3 separate regions of the Homo sapiens genome follow, and all the other regions are linked to region 1. The links are chromatin loops, found by intact Hi-C in ENCODE. Cell type or tissue: CD4-positive, alpha-beta T cell. All regions are shown on one strand.

Region 1 (2,500 bases):
CATAGTTTAAAAACAAAACTATGAAAATGGGGGCTGAGTGGACGGGAGTGATGCTGGGCGTGGGGAGAGCTCTGAGGCCACTGGTGTCCCTGGTGGCCATGGCAGACAACACCCTCTGGGAAGACCCAACAGGCAGAGGGCAGCCCAGGCCCCATGGGGACCTTGGTTCCTCCCCAGAATCCCAGCAGGCCTCCAGCAAACCTCACAGCAGCGTGCACCACACTGAGGGGTGAATGACGGGCACACATGAGTGCACACCTGTGTGTGGAGGGTGAGACAAACCTTCATTTTCTCATAGGCTCAAAAAAAGTGCCTGGGCCGGCTGGGCGCGGTGACTCACGCCTGTAATCCCAGCACTTTGGGAGGCCGAGGCGGGCGGATCACGAGGTCAGGAGATCGAGACCATCCTGGCTAACATGGTGAAACCTCGTCTCTACTAAAAATACAAAAAAATTAGCTGGGCTTGATGGTGGCACGTGCCTGTAGTCCCAGCTACTCGGGAGGCTGAGGCAGGAGAATCGCTTGAACCCAGGAGGCGGAGGTTGCAGTCATCGGAGAACATACCACTGCACTCTAGTCTGGGTGACAGAGCGAGACTCCATCTTAAAAAAAAAAAAAAAAAAAGGTGCCTGGGCCACACTCAGGGTCCCCTGGGGTCCCAGACACCTCAGGTTCTGGCTCACACTCTCCTGGAACCCACATCCTCTGTCACCATCTTACAGGTGGAGAAACTGAGGCCTACGGTGGGGTGGGGTGTATCGGATCCTAGCAGGGGAAGAGCTGGGATGTGGCCTCTCCACCCTCCTGTCCGCTTTAAAGGCCAGCAAATGTGTCAATATTTGCTCAGGGGAACTGCTGGCTCAACAGGCCCCAGAGCCTGCCTGGTGTCTCCCTCTGTAAGATCAGGGGTTGCCTCTGAGCTCCAGCCAGGACCCTGCGCCTGCTCTTCAGAAGGGAGGGGCTCTCCCTGTTGGGCCTTATCAAACGGCAGCTGCCAGAGGGAGAACGGAACAAACGCACGATGCCCATTACGTGGTCGGCAGTGAAAGGTGAGCTCCTGGCCACGCAATCGGGTTTGAACCCCAGCGCCACTGCCTCTTAGCGCTGAGTGCCTTTGAGCCAGCCTCAGAACCTCTCGTAGACTCAGTTTCCTCATCCGAAAAAATGGGCTCCCACGCCCATCTCAAAAGCCTGTCGCAGGGCTGCGGGGACGGCTGGAGCGTGGCTCTGTGCTCCCCAGGCCCGGCAGGGGGCGCCGCGGGTCCTCAGGCCTCGCCCAGTAGCCGCGTGGTATCCGACCCGCAGCTCCGCTCGGCTGGACTCGTCTCTATTCGGCGACCCTTGGCTCCACTCGGCCAGGCTCGGCTCTACTCGGCTGTATTCGGCAGCACTCGGCCAGACTCGGCCTTGTTCCGATCTGCTCGGCTTCGCCCTACGCCGGAAGTGCAAAGGCAGTTTCCCGGCGCGGCTGTGGCTCCGCCCTCCGGGCGCGAGGCCCGGGTGGGCCAGAGAGGCAGGTCCTCGTCCCTCGGGCCCGTGGCGCTGTCGTGGATGTAGGGGTTCCGCTTGCCTGGGCCCTGGGCTATGCAGAGGGAGACACGAACCAGGGTTTGAGGGGGAAGCGGGTGGAGAGGGAGGGGCTCCCCGAGCCTGGCGTGGGGGCGTCTTTCGCCTTCGTTTTGCAGGGAGAAAGGGAGAGGTTGGCGCCAGCCGCACGCCCCAGCAGGCAGGCTCTGCCACTGTTCTGTCGTGTCGGGGGAGGAAGTTGCTGCCCCTCAGTGTCCCTGAGTCTCGGTTTCCCCTCCAACAATCAGCAGGTTTCCCGCCGGGGCAGAGGGCCTGGCGCGGAGCTGGCGCTCTCCAGACTCAGTTTCCCCTTTTGTAAAACATGACAGCCCGCCCAACTCCGCTGAACACCTTTGGGATCCGACGTCCTGAAAGCCCAGGACGGGGAACCTGGTTCCGGAGAGCGAAACTTTCCCCGGCCCCTGGGCGGTTCAACGTGGGGGAGTCGGTAGAACCAGGCCCGGGGCTCTCCTCGTGGGAGGAAGCCGGTTTGTGTGTGGGGGGTGGGGGTTGCTGCGGGGACTGCGGGGGTTTGGAGGAAGAAGCGAGTGCATGGGCGCCCTGGCCTGCCCCAAAGTTCCCTGAGGGGACGGGCTGGTGGGACGGGCGGGGGCCGGGGACCGGGGAGCGGGGAGCGTCCCGGGTTCCCGGGCGCGGGGGCTCTGCCCAGCAGGAGGCGCTCGCGTCTTCCTTTGTTGAAATTGATCTCTGCGCTTGAACAGTTAGATCTGTGACTTGCCACTCAGAGCCTACATAGCGGACGCCAGGAATCATGTTTACTGTCCTGTCTCCCTTTTTGACAGGCACACATTTTATTTTTTAAATACATGAAGCGCGCCGTGCTTTGTAAGCGCTGACTGAATGTGCCTATTTTCACACCCTCTCCTGACCCTGGGCTGGAACGTGGGCGAGTGCAGGATGGTGGCCAGGGGCT
Region 2 (2,500 bases), 61 kb before region 1:
GCTGCTGGGTGGATGGGGTCTTGAGCTGCATTCCTTCCCTGGGTGGCCTCCTGCTGCTTTAAATACTGACTTAGTCTCTGGAGTCCTAAAAGAAATGGAAGAAAACACAAATAAACGGAATGATATCTTGTGTTCATGAAATGGAAGAATCAGTATTGTTAAAATGTCCATAGCACCCAAAGAGCTACAGATTCAGTGCAATCCCTATCAAAATCCCAACGTCATTTTTCACAGAAAAAAAAAAAAAAAAACCCTAAACGTTGTATGGAACTACAAAAGGCCCTGAGTAGCCAAAGCAATCTAGAACAAAAAGAACAAAGCCAGAGGCATCACCCTACCTGATTTCAAAATATACTACGAAGCTGAGATCTCACCACTGCACTCTAGCCTGGGCGACAGAGTGAGACCATGTCTCAAAAAACAAAACAAAACAACAACCCCAGAAACTCATTTCTCAGAGTTCTGGAGCATGGGAAGTCCAAGACCACGGTGCCAGCAGATTCAATGTCCGGTGAGACCTGCTTTCTGGTTCATAGATGGTGAACTCGTCACTGTATCCTCACGTGGTGGAGGGGGCTAGTTAGCTCTCAGGGCCTGTATTATAAAGGTGACAAGCCCACTTACGAGGGCCCTTCCCTAATGACCTAATCATCTCCCAAAGGCTTCTCCTTCAAATGCCATCACGCTGGAATTAGTTTTCAACATATGAATTCAATATATACGTTCTCAGGGATGTAAACACTCGGTCAATAGCAAATGCCATCTACGTTGGGACAACTCCACGCTTATGCCTCCAGCCTGGACCCTTCCCCTTTTCCAGAATATTCTATCCAAACACTCAACAGCTTCATGTTCAACAGGCTTCTCACCCAAAATGTCCAGGACAGAAGCTTGATTCCTGGATGCTCTAAGCCCACTCCTCCCGCGGCCACCCCCTCCTAGTTAAATGGTGCCTCCATCCGCCAAGGTGCTAAGAATGAAACCCAACATCATTCTTGACTCCCTCAGCAAGTCCTAAAGCCTCTACAATACCAACTCTCCGTCCAGCCACTTCTTACACTTCCCACCATCACCTCCCTGGCCCAAGCCTCCGTCCCCTTGCCTGGACACTGCCATGGCCCCACCGGGTCTCTCAGCGTCCGCCCTGGTGTCACTGTGGCCTATTCCTCATATGGCCACCAGAGGGTGCCTTCTTGATCAGGATTCGCCGGTTTTTCTGCTCGCGCCCAGAAGAAATCCAGTGTGTGAGCGAAGGCTCCTTGGTCATTTTTTCATGGCGCTTTCACCACCTGCCACTGTGATTGTATTTGTTGCTAGCTTGTTTATTGTCTGTCTCCCACCTGGAATGTGAGCTCTCTGGGGGCAGGGACTTCTATTTGTACACTGCCATTTACCCAGAGAAATGGACCCAGAACGAGCTTGTTAACCATGGGATGCTGGCCTGACAGAGGACTTGCTGGCAAGGGCCGATCTTCTCCACCCTTCTCCCCGACTATTCAAGGAACCTTTCCCCACAACCTCCATGTCCAGATGCCCAGCATCAGAAGCCCCTGGACCACCCAGAGCTGGAGGATGGACACCCGGGTCCAGGGCTCCAGGAGAAAGGCAGGAGCCGGAAGGCCATGGGGGAGGGAGGGTGATTTTTCTAGTGAGAATGAAGCCTTGCCCAAGACCTGCCCATGGGAGGAGATGAGATGGGGATGGAGGGGTGCATTGTTTGGAGAGGAGAAGCCGCTCCACTTCTCCCGCCTCTGTGGACTAGCGTAGGGGTCCCCAGAGAAGCTTCATCTGTATTTACAGCTGCTCCTCGTTGCTCGCATTACTGCCTGAGCTCTGTCTCCTGTCAGATCAGCCGTGGCATAAGATTCTCATGGGAGCATGAACCCCGTTGTGAACTGCGCATACGAGGGATTTGGGTTGCAGGCTCCTTATGAGAATCTAATGCCTGATGATGATCTGTCACTGTCTCCCATCACTCCCGGATGGGACCGTCTAGTTGCAGGAAAACAAGCTCAGGGGTCCTACTGATTCTACATGATGGTGAGTTGTGTAATTATTTCATTATGTATTACAATTAATAATAGAAATAAAGTGCACAATAAATGTGTTTGCATCATCCCAAAAGCATCCCCCCAAATCCGTGGAAAAATTGTCTTCCACGAAGCCAGTCCCTAGTGCCTAAAAGGTTGGGGACCGCTGGGCTAGAGCAACGGCTGGTGCAGACCTCAGGGTGTTTGGTGCCTGAAGGTGGACAGGCAGGCTGGGCTGGGACTCTGTTCCTACCCTTCCACGATAAGGTTGGGACTGGGCTAAGAAAGGGAGGGGGTGAGTGGTGACTGCTGAGGGCCTAGAGGGGGCACCCCAAGGTCCAGTAGGAAGAGGATTTGGTTGGGTAGGAAGGGGAGGGGGCTTTGTCCCAGAGCGACGGGGAAGACAGGATGCCACGCGCAATCTGGAAATCTCGCAACGCCCTCTCCCGGCACTAACGCATCTCTACATT
Region 3 (2,500 bases), 340 kb after region 1:
CATTGACACTGGCATATTTTATTCACAGAAGAAATATAAAAGGAGCCTGGTCCTCTCTTCCTGCCAACTCAAGAACTTGAAGCAGTGAGTTAGGGGAAGGAAGAAAATTACCAGGGGCAGCCAAATGCAAGCGACAGTTCAGTGACAGCCTGACAATGATAAAGACCATGGAATACCAAAAAATATATATGTTCTCAAGAACTCAAAAAACAAATACCAGAGGCCATTCAGAGAAGGGCATCTCTGCATAACACCACTTACTAATGCCCATTCATAATCACATCTCCAGGAAAAAGTCTAATACACCAAGACCATGCCTGGGGGATCCCCAGAGCCTGAATGGGGACTGGATGTGCGAATCACAAAAGTGCACAGCACTTTTCAGTCCTTCCTCATGCAGGTGCTGGGGTATACAAGATAAACCATAGCCCCCATTTTGGACATGAGGAAACTCTCCTTTGAGCAGCCAGCGGCTGGGGCTGAGAGCTCCAGCCATAGGAACTGGAACTCTGTGATAGGGAGGAGGTGAGCCTCTTCTACAGGACCAGGAGATACCCTTGAGAGCTCATTATAGGTACTCAGCAAATCCCCACTGCCTACATCAGCCACTCTCCAGGGTAAGAGAAGGAAAATCCCTGATTGGACAGTGTAAGATTCCTGGGGATCCCTCACACACTGAATTCCCCAATCTTGACCCACATGTGTCTCCCTTTATAATTTATGAGGGGAACTTCACTGGACCTCCTCCCTGAGCCATAAATAGCCATCCCTGGCATGCCACCCAGGCAGGGAGGGTGTAGACGTGGCCAATTAGACAGCAAACTCCCTGAAGGCAGAGGGTCTTCTCTTCTCTGAGAAGCCCTGGCACACGGCTGAGCTGGGTCTAAACCTCGTGTGCCCTCGCTGTGTCACGCATTAGTTGTGCAAACTCTCCGACCATTGTTCAGTTTTCTAAATGGAGATAATATTTGCCTCTACATTATTAATTGGAGAGAAAAATTGCAGGATTATTGTATTATTCATTTCCAAATGTGTTGAGAACCTACTATGTGCCAGACACCCACTGTGTGCTAGGCCCTAAATGAAACACAGACACTGTTCTTGAGACACGCACTTACTAGAGGTGTGTTAACTAAGGGAATGAATACCAGATGTTTAGGACAGTGGCTCGCGCATAGCAGGTGGTCAATAAATTCTAGACGTTAATGTTATTGACGATCATTCCTTGCTGTGGCTTGGTCCCTCCCTTTTCTGTCTCCCTCTGCTGCACAGCTTGGTCCTCTCTGTCATACAACTAACGTTACATTCTAACTTTTTCCCGCAATCTGTCATCCGCTCTCATCACGCGGGGGCACCGGGACGCGCACTTCCCTGGCGGAACCGGCTCTGCGCTTAATCTAAATGTTGACGGGAACAGACCGCCAGGGGGCGCCGCGATCAGCAGCCGAGTCCCCGCTCCGCAGCGCCACCTAGAGGAGGTTGAATGCTATAAGCCGCACTAGAAGGACCCGGCCAAGTCGAGAGTCAAGTTGCAGCTGGCCAGGCAGAGCGCGCAGCCTGCTGGCTCAGACAACCTCTCCAGACAGCCCTATCAGCCAGAATCTGAGCTGCACTCAGGGGAAGCTTCCCCCAGGGGCTAAGAATCCTGAATCTCCTCTCCACCATCATAAATACGGTAACAGCCAAGTCACTCTGAGAGTTGACTGTGTAACCACCCCTACACCGTGAAATTGCCAGGAGGAGCACGAGAGCTAGCATTTGCAAAGCCCTTAGTACAGTGCCTGGCCCACAGCCTGGCTTGGTCCATGTTGGCTCTGATTGTTGTTACCTAATCCTCACACCAACCCCCATAAAATAGTGGTATTCTTATCCCCACCGGGAGATAAGGAAACCCAGGCTTTACGGGATTAGGAAAATAAACCAAAGCGGCTTGCTTAATGACCGGCAGAGTAAGATTTGGACCTCACATCAGTCTGGCTTCAAGACCCACACTTAATAACTGCTGTACTGGCCCTCATTCATTCATTTATTCACTCCACAAGCATTCATCTAGTATCACTCTGCACCAGGTAGAAAGGATATTGAGATGAATTCAGCACAACTGCTGCCCTCAGGTAGCTCACACTGCTGTTGAGGTACATAAATAAACACACATGCACAACACAGGCACATATACACATGCACACGCAGGCACACATACACATGCACAAACATGTATAAACACATACACATGCATGCACACACAGGCATATATACACATGCACACGCAGGCACATATACACATACACATGTACATATACACATGCACACATAGGCATGTACACAGAGACACATACATATACACATGTACATGTACACCTGCACACACATGCATGTACACACAGGCATATAGAAATGCACATACATGCATGCACACACATGCAAATATACACGTGCATGCATACCCATGCTCAAACATGTACACACATACAGAATCAAGTACAATTTGGGGAAAACCAAG

What was found. Peaks named below come from ENCODE experiments on the same cell type or tissue, not always from the same donor. Only the 100,000 strongest peaks of a DNase experiment are listed, where the experiment ranks them.
Region 2: it touches region 1 in a loop (7-fold over the local background); 13 of 110 quality-filtered maps call a loop at or near these places.
Region 3: it touches region 1 in a loop (4-fold over the local background); 11 of 110 quality-filtered maps call a loop at or near these places.

The regions. Positions count from the first base shown.
Region 1 is chr22:37,198,377-37,200,876 of GRCh38, reverse strand. It overlaps a transcript of C1QTNF6 not described here. Among named protein-coding and RNA genes, the nearest start is that of C1QTNF6, 11 kb to the right of the region's middle. RefSeq lists silencers at 1,147-1,326, 2,117-2,346 and an enhancer at 2,029-2,500. In CD4-positive, alpha-beta T cell, CTCF peaks have their summits at 1,208 (motif pointing right), 2,062 and 2,262 (motif pointing right); DNase peaks (open chromatin) are centred at 149, 1,356 and 2,236; H3K4me3 peaks cover 1,712 bases; H3K27ac peaks cover 1,517 bases.
Region 2 is chr22:37,259,722-37,262,221 of GRCh38, reverse strand. All of the region lies in intron 2 of LOC107985576 (a long non-coding RNA gene), which reads left to right. Among named protein-coding and RNA genes, the nearest start is that of RAC2, 17 kb to the right of the region's middle. RefSeq lists an enhancer at 1,082-1,621. In CD4-positive, alpha-beta T cell, CTCF peaks have their summits at 986, 1,185 (motif pointing right) and 2,449 (motif pointing left); a DNase peak (open chromatin) is centred at 1,191.
Region 3 is chr22:36,855,487-36,857,986 of GRCh38, reverse strand. The region is part of intron 1 of NCF4-AS1 (NCF4 antisense RNA 1); the gene reads left to right. Among named protein-coding and RNA genes, the nearest start is that of NCF4, 4.3 kb to the left of the region's middle. In CD4-positive, alpha-beta T cell, CTCF peaks have their summits at 1,250 (motif pointing left) and 1,449; a DNase peak (open chromatin) is centred at 1,446.